Regions from separate parts of the Homo sapiens genome. Here region 2 is linked to region 1. The links are chromatin contacts, found by Hi-C or POLR2A ChIA-PET in ENCODE. All regions are on one chromosome and are shown on one strand. The core of a region is the stretch at or near the end of the contact, and the rest is flanking DNA. Distances in the headings are between cores, read along the strand shown.

Evidence for each region. A loop is a pair of places that touch in the nucleus more often than their neighbours do. ChIA-PET counts read pairs that join two places held with the same protein, here RNA polymerase II (POLR2A). Pooled maps may share reads with other maps.
Region 2: a pooled map shows a loop between it and region 1 (5-fold over the local background). The contact joins two enhancer-like sites. A Hi-C loop is called at or near these places in 1 of 168 maps with a recorded cell type or tissue (HepG2) and 5 of 50 pooled maps. POLR2A ChIA-PET finds 5 or more read pairs at or near these places in 2 of 52 experiments (WTC11 and activated T-cell).

Annotation. Positions count from the first base shown.
Region 1 is chr9:114,237,241-114,242,006 of GRCh38, reverse strand. COL27A1 (collagen type XXVII alpha 1 chain) reads right to left here. Exons shown (of 61, transcript NM_032888.4): 19 at 4,292-4,345; 20 at 1,734-1,787; 21 at 1,520-1,573. Among named protein-coding and RNA genes, the nearest start is that of MIR455, 30 kb to the right of the region's middle. Within about 2 kb of position 3,471, at least 6 of the 41 ENCODE cell types and tissues checked have a DNase peak (open chromatin) inside an H3K27ac peak, as active enhancers do.
Region 2 is chr9:114,109,783-114,116,311 of GRCh38, reverse strand. No RefSeq gene overlaps it. Among named protein-coding and RNA genes, the nearest start is that of KIF12, 14 kb to the right of the region's middle. RefSeq lists enhancers at 2,403-2,903, 2,904-3,404. Within about 2 kb of position 2,996, at least 2 of the 41 ENCODE cell types and tissues checked have a DNase peak (open chromatin) inside an H3K27ac peak, as active enhancers do.

The DNA.
Region 1 (4,766 bases), core at 2,222-4,721:
GCCTAGAGGCCAGGCTACACAGTGACTTCCAGTGAATGGAGACTCCAGGCTTCATGGAAGCCCTGGGCATGAGAGTTAAACCCCGTTGTGTGCTGTGAGGAACAGAGCCTCAAACTGCAGCTCAAAGATGTAGGCTCTGAGTTCTGCCATTTGCTCACTGGCAGACCTCAGCCTCACTGTGTCTCAGTTTCCCAGATTGGAGAAGATCATCCTCAAATATAATAAGTGGCTTCAGCTGAGTTCCTGGAGGTCAGCAGTGATGCCTTATTCTTTCTTGCAGCCACCCCCAAACATCACTCGGGATGGTGCCGTGTCTAAGGGGTGTTTGGTGAGTGAATGAATGAATGAATGAAGATGTGAACAAGTGGCAGGCATACATAGGGCTTTCTTGAGTGGTAATGTGAGTGTAGACAGAAGCATGTGGCTGGTGCCGTTCCCTCCTCTCCCCTTCCTTCCCGCTTCCGGCCCATGAGACTCTCCAGGTGCTCCCCACCCCCACAGGCTCAGGCAGCCTCCTAATTGGCTCCTTCTGGCATGCCAGGCCTGACCAAGGGGCTCCCTCCAGAGACACCCCCCAGCTCCTTTTCCCCAGCTTCCAGGAAAGCAGCTCCACGTGGTGGCTCCCAGAGCCAGTGCTGGGACCCCGCCAGACCCAGAGCCAGCCCGAGAAGGGATCCATGTCAGCTGGATGCCCGCCTGCGGTCGCGGTGAATCTGGGCTTCCCGCACCCTCAGCCCAGGGCTGTGTGTCACGGGGGCCTGGCGCCTGAGCTAAGGTAGGTGGGGCATGGGAAGGCTAAGAATGGCCTCGTGCACAGGGCAAAATCAGGGGCCCACCCATTAAGTGCCCACCTGGTGCTCCAACAGCCCCATAGAGACCCCTCCCAACCCACTTCATCCAGCGCACATAAATAAGCAAATCGATGCTCTGCCACTAACTAATTGTGCAAGTCATTGTAATATTCTGGAGGTGCCCCTAGGCCACTCCCAGGAAGCACAGAGTTGACAGCAAGGCCACTCCCAGGAAGCACAGAGTTGACAGCATAGGACGTATGTCATGGGCTTTGGGCTCAAGCAGACCTGGGTTCCCATTGCAGCCCTGCCTGCTACTAACCATAAGACCTGACTGAGTCTCTTTTCCTCTCTGGGCCTCAGTGGCCTCATCTGTAAAATGGGGCTGACACTTCCTACTCCCTCATTAATGCCCTGATAAACTGCTACCACGAGCACGGCATTGTCAGTAGCTCTGGGAAAGAAAACCCCAGGGTGACGAGGGTGCAGAGGAGGGAGGGTGCGGGGAAGCCACCCTGCCAGGTGACAGCAGGGCAGAGAAGGTCCCTGGAAGGGGCACGGGGCAGGGCTGTATAGGATGAGCTGGTGGGTAAGTCTGGGGAAGCCCTGGGTGGTGTCCTGGCTGAGGGGGCTCCAGCCCAAGCTAAGGCCTTCAGTACCCAGGACAGGGCAGGCTGGGGGCTGCAATCAGGCCAGGATGGGCAGTGGAGGGGGCCAGACAGTCTCACCTCGGGCCCCAGCTGCCCACGGGGTCCCGGCAGGCCTCGGGCTCCAGGCTTACCCTGGGGAGAAGGGAACAAAAAGGGAGTCTCAGAGGCGGTACCTCCATCTCCATCGCAGGCTGGCAAGGCAACCCCTGCTTCCAAGCCAGGCAGCCAGCCCCTGTGGTTTCTGCAGAGCTGTCTGCTCCTCCAACTGGAGCTGCCCTGGGCAGGTACTCACCTTCATGCCTTCTGGGCCATTGTCGCCAGGGGGGCCGATGTCTCCTGGGAATCCCTGAGGGGAAGCAGAGAGCAGGGTCACCCACGGGGGCTGTGAAGGGAGTGCTACGGGGATGCGTCTTGCAGGGAGACTGACCGGGTTTCCATCTCATCCTGCTGGGATGGGACCCCAGGCAGGTCAGTTAACCACCTTGATCCCACAGTCCTCAGTTCTAAAACAGGGTGCATGGTTCCAGCCCTGACACCTCAGAGAGTTGCTGAGACAATACACCGGACGGTGCAGGAAAGCATTAAGGTTGTAACATGGAAGGTCACACTCAAGGTCGTTATTTCTCAAATCCGGTGCTGCTACTGGGTCAGAATTATGGGTGTCTGGGGACATTGCTCCCCAGAGCCAGCCACGCCTTGCCCTGAGAAGTCTTGTCTTTTGACTGCAGTAATCCTGCAAAGAGGATGATTTTCTGGGTTTGCTGTGACTTTGAAAGCATTGAAAAGCACTGATTTAATTAACCTCAGCTCCAGTCATCGTAAGCTTAAGTCCTTCCTACATCTTGGCCACATGTGTTGGACTCTGCCCCACTCCACCCATGGGGGCTCCCTGCTTCCCAGTGAGGGCCATTCCCCTGGGATGACTGTACAATAGAAGGTTCTTCCCACATGGAGCGGAATCACCTCCCTTCCCTGCAATATCCTCGTGCTCCTCCTTAGGGCCCCACAGAGCACAGGGACTCCCTCTCCCCACAGTGGTCTTTGCACAATTTGGAGACCTGTTACGCAGTTCCCAGAGCCCTGCCCTCCTCCTGTGTGACCCTGGGCAAGTTCCTTAGCCTCTCTGGGCCTCAGCTTCCTCATCTGTAAAATGGTGCTCGTAACACCTCCCTTACAGGGCTAGTCTTAAGTTTAAATGGAACCAGCAAAGTTGCAAGTGCTCAGTAAAAATCTGCATCCAAAATGATTTTGGGTCCTGTACTCTGGGAAAAGAAGTCTGCCTGGGGTGGGCCCATCTCTAAGTGAGAACTTAGCAGTCGGGATGCTGAGCAAATCCTGATGCTCACTTGCATATAACCCACTGATGAGTGAGAGATAATTCACCCGGGTGCTGGAGAGCTGGAGCTCCCTCCCATGGTCTCAGGGAAAGAAGCAGGCAGGGTGCTGACGCGCTTATCAGCTTCCGCGCTTATCAGCTTCCCCCTTCAGCTGAGCAGAGCTATCTCTCGGCTACAGAGTCAGCCAATCAAAACAGAGCACAAAGACGGGAGAGGCTGATGGCTAAATTGTCCAGGGACCCAGGAAAGGGCCAAAGCAGACCTTATTTGTTCCTACATAGCAGAGCAACCCTGAGGAAGCCACTTTCCTGCTCTGTGACTCAGTTTCTTCAACTGTAAACTGGTGGTGGTAATATCCCCCTCATGCGGCTGTCGTGGCGATTCAGCAAGTTCTCATCTCGAGGACACTGCACAGCCTCCTGGCACCAGGAGGTGCCTAATAAATGTGAGGGAGCATGCCTTCCACCCTCACGGGCCAGAATGCTGGGAAAGCTGGACTCTCAGAAAAGCCTTTTTCCAGCGACCAGAGGAGGGAATTGGGGCCATGGAGGAGAGGCCAAGTCCATTTGTCTAAAGATAGGACTGTGTCATGGCCAAAGTCAACAGAGTGGAAAGTCAGAACTTGTAGCTTTTAGGAAACATTTCCTCATCCATCCGAGTGATAGCAGAAGTGATCTTTGGCAGGGTCCGGCCTATCCACAGAGCCACACTTTTGTCTTGGATGCAGAGACCTCATGGGTGAGCAAGACCTGGAGGCTAGGGAGTTGTGGGTGGGGGGCTCCAACTGAGGTTGGCCTGGGTGCCAATGATCCTGAGAGGGACGGCAGCCCTGGCTCCTGCTCAGCCCAGCTCTCTAGACACGAGACCCCTGTTAAAGACGGGGGCGTCAAAAAGAACCCAGCCAGCTTGCTTCGCAACATTACATGTGAATTCCGAGTTGATCATTCAGGTGTAGCCTACCTATGCCAATGATCACACACATCAGAAACCCTGAGGCTCTCTCCTGACTCAACTAGAGTTATTATATTAATTGCTAAATCTATCCTTATTTCTCATTCTTCATTCAAAAGCCCGAATTTTGCATTTACCTCTTGCTCCCCATACCCGGAAGCTCTGAGCCCTGAACCGTTCCAGAGTGGCTGTGGGTGGCTAGGAAAGTTCCAGGGCTTGGAGAGGGAACTCTGAGTGGAGAATGTGGGAAGCTCCTGTGAGGGACCAGACAGTGGCGCACAGAGGGCTTTCATGAATCACAAAGCTGCGGTGGCCACAAAGTTGGCAGAGGACTCTGAGGCCACCTTTTGGCCCTGTTGACTTTTGAGAGCCCCTGAGTAAGAGCAGAAGAGCAGAAGGGGAAAATAAATGATTGCTGATCTAGGAGTTTCTCCTCTCAGCCTCATCTCTCATATCCTGTGTGACCTAAAGCAAGTCTTTCCCCATCCCTGGGCCTCAGTTTCCCAAGGACAAGACCGAGTCCCAGCAGCAGCCAGACACGGAGAAATGGGGCATCACATACCTCGGGTCCAGGGGGCCCGGGAAACCCAATGGATCCTTTGTCTCCGACTTTGCCCTGTGGAAGAGAAGAGGTTGCAGGGAGGCAGGGGTGAGGACCCCACCTTCCATGAACCCCCTGCGTTCCCCCGCTGGTTGTGGATGGTTGGAAAGTTCAGAAGCATGTGCATAAAATCTGCCTGGACAACTAGAAGGAGCTACCATTCAAACTCTGCCTCCTGCACTTGCTAACCATGGGACCCTGGGCAAGTCACTTCAACTTTCGGAATCTTAGTTTGCCCATCTGTAAAATGGGAGCAATATTAATTCCCTCACTCCTGGGGTAGTTGGCAGCCTTCAAAGAAACAGTTCAGAAAGGGTCGGATGCACAGTGACACTCAATAAATGACAGCCACTGCTGTTACTGATAACATCACTATTGTTTACAAGGCATCAGGAACCCCAGATCCTCATCAGAGCTTTGTCGGCAAATGAGGCCT
Region 2 (6,529 bases), core at 1,747-4,246, 130 kb after region 1:
GCTGGCCTGGGTGGCTTGGACAGGAGTTCCTGACCCCCTGCCCAGTTCTCAGCAGCCAAAGGCCAGACCCTCTTGGGAGCACAGAGCCTGCCAGCCGGCTCACACCCTCCTCCCTCCTCCCTGGCCAGCCCTTAAGTACCAGGCTGGAAATAACCGGTTCTCTCCACCCCTTGGGGCCATGGGCTTGCCCACCCTAGGGGCTGAGGTGGCTGGACAGGGAGTGGCGGTGGGCTGTCCCAAGAGAGACTTCTTGGAGTCTTCGCTGGGAGGCTCCCACCCTTGGGTTAGTAGGGAGGAGTTGGTTCAATCCTGGATTTGCTGCTGCCTCTCCATGAGCCCTTCCAAAGCTGCCTTAGCATTCTGAATCTGGTTTTCCTTATCATTACAGTGGAACCGATCACCCCCTCTGAGGGCTGTTGTGAGAATTAAATAACAGATGTGTGAGCTTTGCAAACCGTGACGTACAATGCACACAGAAGACTTTGTGGTCGGGTCGGACAGTTCACTTTGTATTCGAGGTCATGAAAGGACTGAATTCTAGCATCTGGTCCCAACTTCACCTCTTAGCTAGACCACAGCGTTTCTGAAAATCTCAGTGTCCCCAACTGCAACATCAAGATCCTTGTTCCTACCTCAAAAGGTTATCATTAGAATCCAATTTATTCAAACAGTATGTGTTGAACACCTACTATGTACATTGCTCACAGCATTCTAGACATCTGTAGAGGTAGGCCCCCTTTCCTTCTTTGACTTCAAGTAATTCTTTCCAGAGGACTGAAGAGAAGACAAGGATATACTCTTGAAGGTAGACAAAGGACAAAGGAGAAAGGTTCTAGATCTCAGACTTGGTCCCTGTCGTTAGGTGGCTGGTTGAGGTCTTGGTTCAGTCTTTTACTGTCTCTATGAATTTGGGCAGGTTACTTAGCCTCTGCAAAGCTCAGTTTCCCCATCAATAAAGGAGGGAGGATATTGTGAACCAAAAATAAAATTCTAAGCCCCCTGCCCTCCAACCAGCTGGACTCCCTCCTCTGGGTCAAGGCACTCCAAAGTTCACCTGAAAGACTGGTTCAGGCCATAATGGGAAGCAGAGGTCAGACATGCCTCAGTAGCCCTCCTCCCTTTTGGGATTCAGGAAAAGCTGACCCCTATTTAACATCAACGCAGACCTGAAGTCTGATAAGGAACACTTACAATGTATTCTTTCTGAAGCCTGCTGCCTGGAGGCTTCATCTGCATGATAAAACTTTGGTCTTCACAACCTTTTATCATAACTCAGACATTCCTTTCTATTGATAATAACTCTTTTAACCAATTACCAATCAGAAATTTTTTTATTCTACCTATAAACCTGGGAGCCCCCACATGCACTCTGCTTCAAGTTGTCCCGCCTTTCTAGACTGAACCAATGTATATCTTAAATGTATTTGATTGATGTCTCATGTCTCCCTAAAATGTATAATACTAAGCTGCACTCAACCACCTTGGGCCCGTGTTCTCAGGGCCTCCTGAGTGAGGGCTGTGTCATGGGCCATGGTCACTCTTATTTGGCTCAGAATAAATCTCTTTTTAATAATAATTTTCAATTTCATAATAATTTTTAATAATAAAATAAACATTTTACAGAGTTTGACTCTTTTTGTCAATAATATTACACCACAGATGTCTGTTGCCATGGTTTAAATTGTATCAATTGACACAGGGTGCTTAGCTCAGTCTTTGGCCCATTGTGTGTGATTCATAACGTTTGCTGCTATTAGCAGTAGCTGCAAATAGTATGTAGTCATCATTACGGTAGTAGCAAAGTGGTAGTAGTATAAATAACAAGAGAAGCAATCCTGGTGGCAGTACTGCAGTAGAAATACTGGTGGTAATAGAGTAAGAAGTACTATGTTTTAGACCATTTTCATACTGCTATAAAGAGACTACCTGGGACTGGGTAATTTATAAACAAAAGAGGTTTAATTGACTCACAGTTCCTCATGTCTGGGGAGGACTCCGGATACTTATAATCATGTGGAAGGCGAAAGGGAAGCAAGCACCACCTTCACAAGATGGCAGGAGAGAGGGAGAGTGAGCAAAGGGGAAGTGCCACACTTTAAAACCATCAAATCTCATGAGAACTCACTCACTATCAGGAGAAGAGTGTGGGGGGAACTGCCCCTATTATCCAATCAGCTCCCACCAGGTCCCTCTCTTGACACATGGGGATTACAATTCAAGATGAGATTTGTCGGGGGATGCAGTAGAGGCAGTAGAAGCAATAGTAGTAGAAGTACTGGTTGTGGTGGTCATAGTAAGAAGTGCCAGCAGTAATAGTAGAAGCATTGGCAGGGTCGTAGTAAAGGACTAGAAGGACTACGAGAAGACAGTGGCAGCAATACTAGTAGAGGTCATAGTAGTAGTAGTACCAAAGTGGGCATATGTGCCAAGGGAGGGAGGCAAGACTAAGAGAATCCAGCACCCCTTTAATTCTGGGGAGAAAAGAGAGGGTCCAGTTTCTGAGAACTGGAAAAGAGAGGGGTCTAGGTAGATGGAGCTGGCAAGAAGAAATGAAGGGTACAAAGCCCTAGAAAGTGGTGCTAATCAATCCACCTAAGCCGGATAGGACTCGGTCTTGGGATTGATGAGAGTCTCATCTGGTGTTGGGGGAGGGGGTGGCTGTGTCTCCCCCCAGGGAGGCAGAGGCAGCATTTGCTCTCAGAAATCCCAGGTCCCTGGAGCAGGCAGGGCTTTTGATGCCTCTAGCCCACACTCCTCCTCATGTACCTATGACAACACTGAGGCTCTGGGTGCATGTTGCAGGGTTCTCTTGGGCAACAGAGCAAGGAATAGTGACTCCAGCTTGGGAGACGTGCTTCCCGCTGCTCCGGAGGGACCAACTTTGAGGACTTGGATGCTGGACTTATGTGGAAGTCCCAGCTCCACGTTCCAGCTCCTTAGCTGCCAGAGCGGCAAGTCAGCAGCCGGGGCTGGCACTCATCCAGCCCTGGGAACTTGGTGTCCTCCATGCAGATAAGGCGGGTGGGGCTTCCCAGGAAAAGCCTGAAGGAGGGAGCATCCCCACGTTCTGCTCATCCAGAAGACGGAGTAGAAATCAGTTTTTAGCCAGGACTGTACCCTGGGATTCTGTCCTCTGAAGGCTTGGAGTATGATCCCCCCATTCTTCCCAGCCTTCCACCCCACTAAACTATAGTTCACCCTTCCACTTGTCTCACCTCTGCTGTTCCCTTTTGCCTGAAATGCTTCCCTTCTTCTCCTCTGCCTGTCCCAATTCCTGCCCATCTTTTCAAGCCTGTCCCAATGCCACCTCTTCCAGGAAGCTCTCCTGGACTCTCCATCCCTTGCTTTCTGGTCAGGAGTCTAGTTCCTATCCTGGGCTCCCAGGAAAATTCAGTTCCAGCTGCTGCTGTTGTTGTTCAGTTTCACAGACATGCCCAGAAAACCTATTCGGTTTATCAGATTATCTTGCCCCTGCCTTCAGAGAGCTTAGAGTTCTATGAGGCAGACAGATGTGGACACCTTCTCCCCACCACCAAATGGGTAAGGTCATAGGGCTGGTTGGTGCAGGAGGCTGCTGGTCCTCAGAGGAGGGCTCCCAGCCCCAATCCAGCAGGGCTTCTTGGAAGAGGATGCATCTGTATTCACAACCAAACAACACAGTGGGTCATCAGCATCTGGGTGGAAAAACCTAGGAGAGAGAAAAGGTCTGGAAAACTCTTAAAGGATCCCAAGGGCCCCTCAGGCAGGGCTTGTAGGCAGCTCACTCTATTTGGCTCATGTTTTCTCGGTGAATTCCAAGCTAGCAATGAAAAGAGGGATTCCAGGAACCTCAGTGAAATGGCTCATCAGGAAGTTTGGTCCCAAGAGAAGGGTGGACAAACTGGAAGGACACACACACAATCCTCAAAATAACCACAGGGGCCAGAACAGTGGCTCATGCCTGTAATCCCAGTACTTTGGGGGGCCAAGGTGGGTGGATCACTTGAGCCCAGGAGTTGCAGACTGGCCTGGGCAAGACAGCAAAACCCTGTTTCTACAAAAAATACAAAAATTAGCTGGGCATGGTGGCACACGCCTGTAGTCCCAGATACTTGGGAGGCTGAGGTGGGAGAATCACTTGAGCCCAGGAGGTTGAGGCTGTAGTACGCCATGATTGCACCACTGCACTTTAGCCTGGGCATAAGACCGAGACCCTATCTCAAAAAAAAAAAAAAATGCCCACAGGACCCAGGAAATTACTCTATCAGAAGCTATCCCAATACATATGCTGGGTTAATGACTTTGGACATCAAGAAAAGCGAAAAGCCAAGGTTGTCAATCCTGGCTGTGCATTAGAGTCACCTGGAGTGGGCTGGGCGTGGCGGCTCACACCTGTAATCCTAGCACAGTGTTCTGGGCATTGGGATGTGATCCTCACACTCAAAAAGCTCATTGGCTCTCACCTGTAATCCCAGCACTTTAAGAGGCTGAGGCCAGTGGATCACCTGAGGTCAGGAGTTCAAGACCAGCCTGACCAACATGATGAAACCCTATCCCTACTAAAAATACAAAAATTTAGCCGGGCATGGTGATGCATGCCTGTAATCCCAGCTACTTGGGAGGCTGAGGCAGGAGAATCACTTGAACCCAAGAGGCAGAGGTTGCAGTGAGCCAAGATTGTGCCATTGCACTCTAGCCTGGGCAACAGAGTGAGACTCTGTCAAAAAGAAAGAAAGGGAGAGAGAAAGAGAGAAAGGAAACAAAAAAGAAAGAAAGAGAGACAGAGAGACGAAAGAAAGAAAGAAAGAAAGAAAGAAAGAAAGAAAGAAAGAAAGAAGCTGGCTGTGGTGGCTCACACCTGTAATCCCAGCACTTTGGGAGGCCGAGGCGGGTGGATCATGAGGTCAGGAGTTCAAGATCAGCCTGGACAACATGGCGAAACCCCGTCTCTACTAAAAACTACAAAAATTAGCTGGGCGTGGTGGCACGCACCTGTGGTTCCGGCTACTCAGGAGGCTGAGGCAGAAGAATCGCTTGAACCTGGGAGGTGGAGGTTGCAGTGAGCCGCAATTGTGTAACTGCACTCCAGCCTGGGCAACAGGGCAAGACTCTGTCAAAAAAGAAAGCAAGAAAGAGAGAGAGAGAGAGAAAGAAAGAAAGAAAGAGAGAGAGAGAGAAAGAAAAAGAAAGAGACAGAAAGAAAGAAAAAGGAAGGAAGAAGGAAGGAAAGAAAGAAAGAAGGAAAGAAAGAAAGAAAGAAAGGAAAGAAAGAAAGAAAGAAGGGAATCACCTGGAGTGGTTAAAAAATGCACATGCCCCTACCCCACCTCAATTAATGAGACTCTCTGTGGCTGGGGCTAGGGTATCCAGGTGATTCTGACACCAGGGTAGAGATCCACTGGCTTAAAGCATCACTCAGGGTCTCCCAGTGAAGAAGGCAGGGCAGTGTGCAAGATGGTATGGAAACATGTTTCAACAGAGATGGTTAAACTAAGGCAAGTTGTCTATTTAAAAGTTCAACTTCAGTTATCCAAGAAGTTCAGCTTTGCAAAACAGATCAAGGAAGCAGGCTGCAGAAAGGAGAGGATGGAAGCTAGGGACTGGCAAGAGAAAGATCCCCGCTCTGCCACTTGCCTACCTGCCCAAAGTGGTTCTGGACTTAGGGCAAGTTACTGAACATCTCTGAGCCCGTTTCCTCATCTGTAAAATGAGGACAATCATGGTGTCAGGCCCAGACTTTGACTATTAGTTAAAATGAAGTAAAGAAGTGCCCATTGTTCAATAAATATTAATTCCCATCCTCTGACCCAGAAGGTTCCAGATACATGAAGGCATCATTGTGCAAGAGATGGACTTTAATGGCCCTTGACATTTTTACATAGTGACTTACCATTTTTAGAGGAAAATATCCAGTTCATAGGTAAGTCATTCCCGGGCGAATGGTAGGCAGACATTGACTCAGGGGAAAGCTATGTATATTCCTAGAAGAAGAGCTAGATCCTGGAAATGACAGGGAGTTTCAACAACCCTGGAGTCTTTTGATTTCCCAACCATCCATAGAGGCTTGTCTTTACTAAAAGACAAAACCAGGCTTTAGGATGTTTCATTTCCTCTTGTTGGACCATCATCCCATCACCAAACAGACATTTAGAGGATGCGGCTCTGCATCAGGCCCTGTTCTGGGCATTGGGATGTGATCCTCACGCTCAAAAAGCTCATTGGCTCATGCCTGTAATCCCAGCACTTTAAGAGGCTGAGGCGAGTGGATTACCTGAGGTCAGGAGTTCAAGACCAGCCTGACCAACATGATGAAACACTGTTTCTACTAAAAGTACAAAAAATTAGCCGGGCATGGTGGTGGATGCCTGTAATCCCAGCTACTTGGGAGGCTGAGGCAGAAGAATCACTTGAACCCAAGAGGCGGAGGTTGTAGTGAGCCAAAATCACGCCATTGCACTCTAGCCTAGGCAATAGAGTGAGACTTTGTCTCAAGAAAAAGAAAGAAAGAAAGGAAAAAAAAAAAAAAGCTCCTCGTCTAGTGGAAAGCCTG